Linked DNA regions of Homo sapiens: region 1 is linked to region 2. The links are chromatin loops, found by intact Hi-C in ENCODE. Cell type or tissue: ascending aorta. All regions are shown on one strand. Links, peaks and the distances in the headings refer to the core of each region. The heading gives the core; the rest is flanking DNA. Region 1 holds the start of MIR4693 (microRNA 4693). Region 2 has its middle 76 kb from the start of MIR4693.

Region 1 (5,388 bases), core at 226-5,225, 76 kb before region 2:
AGTGACAAGTTACTTAAAAGCTTTGAGGATTTTGGAGATCATCTATAAAATTGAGGTAACATTCCTCTTTAGAGTCAATTTAAGAAATTAATGAGATGGAACCTGAAAGGTACCTCACAGTGTATCTCTCTGTCACGGACTCTCAATAAATATCCCTCTCCTTACCTTCCTCCCAGTGAGATTATCTAAATAAAAGGGATTTTATAGACTGTAGGAAGTTTTTCCAATATTTATTATTGTCTTCCTGGACCCATTGTCCAAAAAATATATTCCCAGAAAACCCAGTCAGTCACTGGTCTGAGGCATACTCAGAAGCTTTCTCTTATTGTTGGATCATTTATCCATAGCCTTTCTTCAGTGTCCACAAGTTCTTAGTGACCATCATGTTTACACTAATGTTCCATTTCTTTCTTCTGTAGGGAGTACTTAAAGACAGAGATGATGTTTTGCAAAATAATCATTTAGTTCTATAAGTAGATCAACAAGTCATAAATGCTTGTTGAAGTTCAAGGGTAGATATTTGAATTTTCCATGGTAGGAGTAAATCATGTACCTCATTAGAATCAAGAACATGGTTGTTTTGTTCCCTACATGCTGTCTTCTTGTTCTACCAGTTTATGATAATTTTGTTTTGTTTTGTTTGTTTTTGTGTAAAGTGATGTCAAAAGAAGCTATCATGATTTCTCTTTGCTATCAAGTTAAAAGGAGAAGGGTTCAAGGCTTCTGATGAGAAAATCACATCAGCCAGAGAAACTGACAGTAATCGGAACAACTCCTTTCTCAAGTAAAAAAAGCCTTAGATTTTAAAAAGAAAAAGAAATGAGAAAGAATGTATGTAAGTAGACAAAGATAATGAAACCTTTCTCAGCTGTCTCTAACTCATGGACACGTCAAGAAATTAAGAGACATTTCATGATGAGCTGGAGTATTAGGACTATATTTGCTGAATTTATTTTTTCATGGTTCAATGATGAAACAGTAAATTCCACAAATAGATTTCAAGTTTGGTCAAGCATTTTGGCTTTTGAACATTAATCTCCTGAGCAGTGAGCTCTGTACATGCCTGGGAAGGTTCAACACAACAATGACATGTGACAGCCAAACATCCAAGCACTGAGCAATTTAGATTCTCATATCACCAAATGGGATTTTGTGGGTGGAGGAGAAGGAAGGACCCGAAGTTATTTTGCTGTTATTCTGTTACAGCTCTTTCTTCTCTGTGTTGATGCTGCCAAAAGCTATGCTGGCAGCACACTGGATTTTCAGTGTTTATATTAACTCGTCTTAATCAAGGAATCCTGACTTAACCTTATTCTTTCTCACAGACACAGTTCAATGCTGCAATGGAGCCTGTGGTGAGCACTGATTCAATAGGTGGTTTGCCTCCTTAGACGCAGAATCACAGGACTAGAAGGAGTGAAAACAACACTTTATCTCTACATTGGCTTCAGGGAGGACAGTGCCCAAACCACCTCAAGTACAGAATAATTTACTCTCATTTAGAAGATCTCCAGACAGAGCTCGAATGGCTCCCTTGGCAACAAATTTTAGTTTTAACAATCTTTGTAGCTTTATCCTTCCCTCCAGATAATGCCATAACTGTGTACTCTAGATTAAACGTTTTCTCCTTTTCTGCCCACAGTGCTTTTGAAGCCAAACATGATTTCACATATAGTGTTGGGTCATCATTAAGTCACCTTTCAGAAGTCCCTCTAAATTAAGGAGTCCTCATCCTTTCCTTAAATTTTTCATGTGTCCTGACCTATGAGAATCTGTTATACGCATGTTTAATTTCTATGGAATACCTCATCATACAACTTGAAATTCTGATTGACTAGTGGTTTTTTTCCTGCATAAGTGCTACTTCATCTATGCCTCAGTAACAAACAACAACAATCACTTAATGGAAATGGTGGCAGGCAGAATTCTAAGATAGCTGCCAGATTCCTGCCGCCCCTGGTGTGCATTCCTTGATAATCACTCTCCTTTGAGTGCAGGCAGACCTGTGTGTATGATACCACTGCTATGATTACATTGCTCATCAGGCGACTGTGAGCTAGCCAAAATGGAGAATATTCTGGTGGGTCTGACCTAGCCAGGTGAGCCCGTTTCTGAGTCATAGAGATTGAAAGTGTGAGAGGGATTTGATGTGAGGGGGAATTCTCTGTTGCTGGTTTTGAGTATAAAAGGGGCCATATAATAAAGACTTGAGAGTGGTCACTAGTTGCTGAGATCCATCCCTAATTGAAGCTAGCAAGAAACACTTCTACCAACAACTTGAAGGAATTTGGAAAAGAATCCTTCCCTAGTCAAGTCTCTAGAGGGGAATGCAGCTAACTGACACCTTGATTTCAGCCTCGTGAGACCCTGAACAGAGATATCAACCACTCAGTTGCCTGGACCTCTGACAGAAATGAAAGATAATAAATGTCTGTTGTTTTAAGCCACTAAGTTTATGGAAATTTGTTACACAGCAATGGAAAACCAATATAGGCCCCTATCCATGAGTTACATTGTAGTAAACACCTTTCCTACATTATAGATATCTCATCTAACTCCTACAGCAACCCTTGAGGTAATCACTGTGTCCATTGTCAGAGCAAGAAAACTGAAGCTCGGCTTCATAAACAGAAGCAGCAAGGATTGATTCCTTAAATACTGTGAATTCCACTCTCACTTTATTTGAATTTGTGACAGTGAAATTCACAGTATTCTTTAAACATTTTACCCCCAAGCGATGCTCTTTCCTCTGAATTGCTTTGCCTGTCCTAATAATTTTATTTATACAGGCTGATGCTGGTGACTTGGGAATAGTATTTTTATCCAAACCATTTGGCTTCTTATAGGTATGAGCCACTGAGGGAGCTATTTTTTATTTAATTGTGCTTTGGAAAAATCAAACGTAGCCTTGAGTTTTAAAATTATTAAGCTTACACTTTTTCACAAAATAGAAATGGAGTAATATAGCTCTGTCCTTCCGTTTTTTAAAGCCAAAAAATGTAAGAATGGAATGTACTGGCTCACTGCTCCCACGGTGTCCTTACCAGCACAACTTACCCCATCCCTCCCTAGCCCACTCTTGAGGATACTTTCTTGCCACTGTCAGGCTTACTCCTGCCTCCTAGACTGAGGAAAGAAAAGCCTCCTGGTTTGGAGCTCATAATCAAGTCAGCCTTGCTGCAGGGCTCATTTTAAGCCAGTATCCTGGACCAGGTGAGTCTTTTTATTCATCTCTGCTTTGTATCCAAGTTCCATTTATCAGGTTACTAACTGGCCCCATCATGCATTCCTTCAGTAATTACTTTATTTTTAGCACTGCCAAGAAAGCAAGTCTTTTCCTACAAAAACACAGGATTTCCAGTGGGGTTAAATAAATGTGCCTATGTTCTCACTTGAGACAGCAAAAAGGGAAGGAGCGAAAATTGTGGAAAGAATTGAAGACAGAGGGTAGAGGGTAGGGTGCCAAGTGTGGGGGAAAACTGAATTATGAATATTAAGGAAAAATGAAAAATAATATTAAACTGAAATGGAGAGAAATAATATAAGTGAGAATAGAAAAACATAAAACAACCTTCCCCAAAACAAAGGATAAAGAAAAAAGAATTCAGGGGAAGCTGTAAATATCTAAGACATAGCAGCAAGGGCCTGGGAATACTTATAGTGTTTGAAGTTCTGAGCTTTATTTCGCTGCAGTGAGGATCTTAAAGATGCTTAAACATATGAATAAGCAACAAAGTAATGTGACCGTTCAGCTACAGGAAAGGGGTCCCAATCCAGGATCCAGACCCCAAGAGAAGGTTCTTGGATCTCTCACAAGAAAGAGTTCAGGGCGAGTCCATAGAGTAAAGTGAAAGCAAGTTTCTTAAGAAAGTAAAGAAATAAAAGAATGGCTACTCCATAGACTGCATCCACGACGGCTGCTGGTTGCCCATTTTTATGGTTATTTCTTGATGATATGCTAAACAAGGGATGGATTATTGATGCCCTCCCTTTTTAGGCCATATAGGGTAACTTGCCATGGCATTTGTAAACTGTCATGACGCTGGTGGGAGTGTAGCAGTGAGGACGACCAGAGGACACTTTCATTGCCATCTTGGTTTTGGTGGGTTTTAGCCATCTCCTTTACTGCAATCTGTTTTATCAGCAAGGTCTTTATGACCTTTATCTTGTGCCGACCTCCTATCTCATCCTGTGACTTAGAATGCCTTAACCATCTGGGAATGCAACCCAGTAGGTTTCAACCATATTTAACCAGCTTCTATTCAAGATGGAGTTGCTCTGGTTCAAACGCCTCTGACAGTTTTCAGAGATTATTGTCAATTCAGGAGTCAAATCATTAGAGACTTTACAAAAAATCAGATGAGGGTAATAAAACTTATGATAATATAATATTGACATTTTAACACTAGGTATAAATATTGTTCTAAGCATTTTAACTAATTTAATCCTGAAAAAAAAAGTCCTCTATAGTTATTACTATTTTTATGCCTATTTTACAGATAAGGAAGCTGAAGCTTTGAGAATTTAATTTGCTCAAGGGGAGGCCAGGACAAGAAATAATGAAGAGTCCGATGTGGCAGGAATGTAGGAAACAAGTCAATGATGGAAGATAAATATGGAGACGTGATGAAGGCAAAATTCTGAAGGGTCTTAGAGCCCATTATAAGACGTTTGGTTTTTATGGTTAGTGAGAAGGAAAACCATTGGGGGTGGTTGGGCAGAAGAGTAATATGACTTGACTTATATTAAAAAAATAATTTGGTGGCTAGGTTGAGAATATATGTAAGCAGGAGTGGGGTTGGGGGTGAGTGGCTGGGGCTGTTTATATCAAGGGTGGATCCAGGCAGACCAGGCAGGAAGGCATTGCAATAATCCAAGCAAAGGGAGAGGGTGTCTTGGTCACTAAACTGATGCCAGATATGAATTAGCTATACTAGAAGATAGTGAGAGATGGTACATAAAATCATACACATTTATTGCAACTGTATGTATTCCTTAATTACAATTTACTACATATAGACTAATCTAGATGAGCGCTTTCTAGGTACTCTTTAGTAAATTCATAGTCAACTCATAATAATGAATATGGTGGTCATTTTTTACAAAGCAACTTCCTGTGCATTACTTTGAAAACAATCCAATAAGGTATATGTGGCAAATACTACTCCTGCAATTTAACATGAAAAAAACAGACTTGGTGAACTTAGAGCTTGGCTTACCAGTATAATATCAACTATACGTCCTTTCTCCACTGAACTCAACTTCCTAACTAAGCTTGTGCCAAGGGGCATTTCAAGATAAAAATGAAAAAAGAGGCTACATCTTCCAGGATAAAGACTTTGGTCTGAAAGTAACATGTGCATTAAAAGTTCAACTTTGATAAAAGTT
Region 2 (5,388 bases), core at 53-5,052:
TAGTCCCTGGATGATTACTCAAAATGTCACAGGAATCTGGCCTTATTATTTATTTAAAAGCCACTTTCTCATTCATTTCTTCTTTTGAGCCACTGATGCCTCACCAACTAGGTTGCTGGACACTACAAGTATTACCCGCATTATTTACAGACAGGAGAGTTAAGAGAACTAATTTACCTAAACCGACTCCAGTAATACATGGAAAAGCTGTGTCTCCTGACTTTGAGTTTGTTTCTCCTCAATTCCGTCTGGTAGCCAAATGGCCTTGAGCACAGAGACTGTTGCAAGAAAGGAAGGGAAGAAGGAGAGAAACAGGAAGTTAACATTGACTGAGCAATTAGTGTGTCAGGTACTATGCTAAGTGCTTTATAAATAATGATCTATTTTAATCTTCACAATAGATTAATGGAGACTATAAATATCATTCCATTTTAAAGATAAGAAACTGAGTGAGTCACAGATCGCACAAGTCTGCAAAGTTAGCAAATGATGTAGCAGTGTAGAGTGGTTTTTCTAATGCTAAAGCGTGTGTGTGTGTGTGTGTGTGTGTGTGTGTGTGTGTGTTTTGTCTGTTTCTTCTTATTGTAAAACATAACTCATTTGGTAAAACTGTCACTAAACCTGGCTTAATCTAGTACTTATATTTCTGTGTAGAAAAGGGAGAAATTGTAGGTAATTTTAACATATCAGTCAATGGAGTGTAACACCATCTCCCTGATTAGACAAATATAAATATCCGCTCCTAAAAAGGATTATTGCCCAGTAGTAATGTGGTAAAATTATTGCTGCTTGTAAAATGTCAGCCTCTTTCCTACATAGGGGTTGGCATAATTTAGTTAGCTTTTTTTTTAGCCTTTCATGAGAAATAACAGAAAGAATTGCATTGCCCAGCAAAGATTAAAGGCATCAAAGGATTGATGACGTCTATAAATATAAAACAAACCAATATTGCTGGCTGCCGCCTCCACCAAACAGAACCTGGAAATTAATAAGGCAATTGTTTCATCAGGAAGGAGACCACAGACCACAGGTCTTGGGTGAACAGAGAGGGAAAATGGGCACATTTCTGCTTCCCCTCTTCTAACCCTCCATGCCTGTTACTCTGGTTTCCTGGCCTATTCCATCCCTATCTTGGGCCCTATCCCCCAACTCAAATTCTCCCAGCTCTTTATCTTCTCTGAAGAATAACTGCAATCTTCTCAGATAAAAATGGCGGAGTGAAAGTATTTGTTTTCTTCTCTCCCTCTGTGGCCTATTTCTACACAAGGTACAACTGGGCATTTGAAGTTTATTCACCAATCTCCTCCTGGTACCTCTTCCTCCCCATGTCCCCCCCCACATACTCTGCCCAAGAACAGAAACCATGTTTGGTGTTTGTACTTTAAAATAATTATCAGTATAGTCATCATTTTTTAAAATAATGACAATAATAATAGCTATCATTGACTAAGTGCCCACTCTACATAGGTGCCATGTAATTTTCACAAAAAGCAGAGAAGTTAACTAAATTGACCAAGATCATGTGACAAGCAGAAGTAGCGTTGGGTTTGAGCCAAGCTCTGGTGGCCCCTTAAGGGCCTACTCTTTTCTGTCTGCCACACAACCTCCTGTGATCCTAGCTACCAAGTATGGAGAACCAACTGTGAGCCAGACACCATGTATTAGTTTGTTCTCACGCTGCTAATAAAGACATGACCCAGACTGGGTAATTTATAAAGAAAAAGTGGTTTAATGAGCTCACAGTTCCACATGGCTGGGGAAGCCTCACAATAATGGCAGAAGGCAAAAAGCATGTCTTACATGGCAGCAGGCAAGACAGAACAAGAGCCAAGCAAGAGGGGAAACCCCTTATAAAACCATTGTATCTCATGAGACTTATTCAGGAGAACAGTGTGGGGAAAACCACCCCCATGATTCAATTATCTCCCACCAGGTCCCTCCCACATGTGGGAATTATGGGAGCTACAATTCAAGATGAGATTTGAGTGGAGACACAGCTGGACCATATCACACCATAAAGGCATATATGTACATTTCTTCATTGTCACAGCACCTCTGTAAAGGAAATATACGGGTCCCACACAGTAGCGGTCCTTGGAAGCATTATTCACAGCTTTCCTTTCCCTTTCAGATGTCAGAATACATACAAGATATAGAATGTTATCGAATGTCAGTGAGAGGTGGCTCACGCCTGTAACCCCAGCACTTTGGGAAGCCGAGGTGGGTGGATAACCTGAGGTCAGGAGTTCAAGGCCAGCCTGACCAATGTGGTGAAACCCTATCTCTACTAAAAATACAAAAATTAGCCAGGCGTGGCGGCAGGTCCCTGTAGTCCCAGCTACTCCGCAGGCTGAGACAGGAGAACTGCTTGAACCCAGGAGGCAGAGGTTGCAGTGAGCTGAGATCGCGTCACTGCTCTCCAGCCTGGGTCACAGAGCGAGACTCTGTCTCAAAAAACAAACAAACAAATAAAAAAATCAGTCGAGCGTGGTGGCCGGTGCCTGGAATCCCAGCTACTGCGGAGGCTGAGGCAGGCCAACCACTTGAACCGGGGAGGCAGAGGTTGCAGTGACCGGAGATGGCGGCTGCACTCCAACCTGGGTGACAGAATGAGACTCTGTTTTAATAAATAAATAAATAAATAAATAAATGATAAGATGAAAAACTATGCAGCCACTAAAAATAACATATTTTTTAAATGTTAAGTTAAAAAGTAGCATTCAAAGTTGATTTAGGGAAAAAAGAGAAAAAATAGAAAAATGGCTTAAAACCCCTTTCCCACTTGCCCTGCGAATACTCACTGGCAGTGCTTGAGGCTTCATCATTTGCTTCCAGATAACTTTGCCACAAAATATCTTGCTTTTGTTACTATTTTCTCATCCCTCTAGTATATTGACTTTGGAAACAAAAGACATCCTTCTATTTATAGCATTCTGTTTTTAGTAGTGGGTGCTTCCTCTTACAAAACATAGTGGTTCTCTATCACTAAAAATGTCAAATCCTGGAGAACATAGCATTCCTACATGTGATGTCAACATTGTTCTCGAACAGTTGTTGGCTGAAGATTCATGTGATGAATCCAATTTTTCTGAAATAGATGATTCTGATGATTCAGATGATTCTTATGTTAGTTCTGTTTAAAAGTAACTCCAAGAACAATATTTTATTTTCACATTGAAAATCAGTCAGATTTGCTTCAGCCTCAACGAGCGTGTTCATGTAAAATTAAGTGTGCGCCGGCAGTGAGCTGCACTTTTTTTCTAAACGGGAAAAGAGTTAAAGGAAATATATGTCAACTTCCTTGTACATTTTTAAGTTTTCCAATGCATTTTTTTTTTTGAGACAGGGTCTCACTTTTTCACCCAGGCTGGTGTGCAGTGGCACGAATATGGCTTACTGCAGCCGTGACCTCCCAGGCTCAAGCAATCCTCCCACCACACCCTCCCAGGTAGCTGGGACTGCAGACGCATGCCACTGTGCCTGTCTAATTTTTGTATTTTTTGTAGAGATGGGGTTTCATCATGTTGTCCCGGCAGGTCTCAAACTCCTGGACTCAAGCGATCCATCCACCTCGACTTCCCGAAAGTGCTGGGATTACAGGCGTGAGTTACCACGCCTGGGCTTTCCAATGTATTTTTAAATTCTCTCCCTACCTCCCATTTCTCTCTCTCTGCTTCTTGATCTTTTAAGTAAAGAAAATGAATAGATAGAATAGAAATGATAACATTCTATCTCCTTTATGTATTCTGACATCTGAAGGGGAATGCTTGCGCTCTCTGCTACCTGGCCTCCTCCTCTGCTCTGCCAGTAAGTGCTTTTCCACTCTCCTGGATGAGCATTGCATGAGTCTGAACATGGTAAGGACTGATTGATTGATTGGTTGATTGGTTCATTCATTCGTTCATTTAGTTAGCTATTATCCCAAATCATATTTTAGAAAAATAAAAAAATTCACTTTACATTCAGGTCTTTACAGATTTTGAGAAATACTTCTCAAGCCAAATCTGTAATGATGATTAATATTGCTACTATACATTAAATTTTTTGATTCTGTAAAATTTAAAAAACAGACATGGACATAGTGAAGAAAATGGTAAATTTAATGTAATTTATTTTAAAGGTATACTTTTATATTTATATTAGTTTATGTAATATGTGATTTTAAAGATATGTGTTAAACTAAATTAAATAGTATGAATTAGCCAAAGACAACTTTTGAAGGGAGTGGTTATTCTAACTGGGAAAATAGAAACATCATCTTTTACTTGGAGTCGAGTTCTATTTGGAGTTGCTTTATACTCAGGCACCTTCTCTTACCTCTAAAATCTCCCATGGCCTTCGCCTCCCTCTATCTCTCCTTCAGTTTTCTCCATTGCATTTGTCATCCTTTCAAATTTTATATAGTTATGTGTATATTTGATTATTGGCCTCTTTTGTTATGTTCACTGCTATTTACTATATCCTAGATGAGTGACTATAATGTAGTAGGCAGTCAATAAATATTTACTGAATCAATTAATCTTAGTTAATGGTGCCACCATAAGCCTTCGGTTGATCAAGTTAGAAGCTTAGGAAACAGTCTTTAAACCTCCCTTTTCTTCAGTTCCTAGGCCAGTTTATCACCAAGCTGGGTAGGTGCCACCTTCAAAATATATCCCAAAGTCTTCTACATTTCTCCAAATCCAGTGCCACCTGAATCCAAACCACTTTCATCTCTTTCCTGGACTCTAATAGTGTCCAATTTTGTCTCTTTTCTTTCATTCTTGTCCTCCCTAAAACACATTCTCCACACAACAGCCAGAGAAGACTTCCAAAAAAATATTTATATCAGATTGAACCACTTCCCTATTTAAAATCCTTTAATAGCTTTTATTTGCTCTCAGAGTAAAGCCCTAACTCCTTACCAAGGCCTCAGATCCTGAGCCATACATCCTGCCTACCTCTCTGTCTCACTTTGTATCCTCCCCACCTTCTCAAGATGCTGCAGCCATGTTGACCTCATTCTATCCATAGGATAAACCAGGAGTTTTCCCACCCCTAGGCCATCGATCTCACTGTTGCCTCTACCTGGAAGGCTTTTTTTTCTGGCACTCTGAATGGCTGGCACATTTTTGTCCTTCAGGACTCAATTCAATTATCGGCTCCTCCAAAGGGTCTTCCTGCCCTGTTCAAAGGTAGGAATGAGATTTCATCACCCATATATTTCCTTCAGAGTCCTCATCAGAATTCATAATTATCTTGTTTAATTTATCACTTGTCTATAGTCTCTCGCACCCCTACAATAGTAACTGGCAAACATTTTTTTTTGTAAAGACCAGATGGTAAATATTTTAGACTTTGCAGGCCAAACAGTCTCTGTCAGAACTGCTAAATTCTGCCACTGTTTTG

The links. Peaks named below come from ENCODE experiments on the same cell type or tissue, not always from the same donor. Only the 100,000 strongest peaks of a DNase experiment are listed, where the experiment ranks them.
Region 1: it touches region 2 in a loop (2.5-fold over the local background); 1 of 110 quality-filtered maps calls a loop at or near these places.

What each region holds. Positions count from the first base shown.
Region 1 is chr11:103,847,239-103,852,626 of GRCh38, reverse strand. MIR4693 (microRNA 4693) reads right to left here and starts at 2,721; the gene lies at 2,647-2,721. It overlaps LOC102723862 (a long non-coding RNA gene), which reads left to right and starts at 3,076. Exons shown (of 4, transcript XR_001748346.2): 1 at 3,076-3,213; 2 at 4,500-4,683. In ascending aorta, for the core only: no CTCF peak of the experiment used is centred there; a DNase peak (open chromatin) is centred at 3,102; H3K4me3 peaks cover 728 bases; H3K27ac peaks cover 3,287 bases.
Region 2 is chr11:103,770,842-103,776,229 of GRCh38, reverse strand. No RefSeq gene overlaps it. Among named protein-coding and RNA genes, the nearest start is that of MIR4693, 76 kb to the left of the region's middle. In ascending aorta, for the core only: no CTCF peak of the experiment used is centred there; a DNase peak (open chromatin) is centred at 2,459; H3K27ac peaks cover 4,910 bases.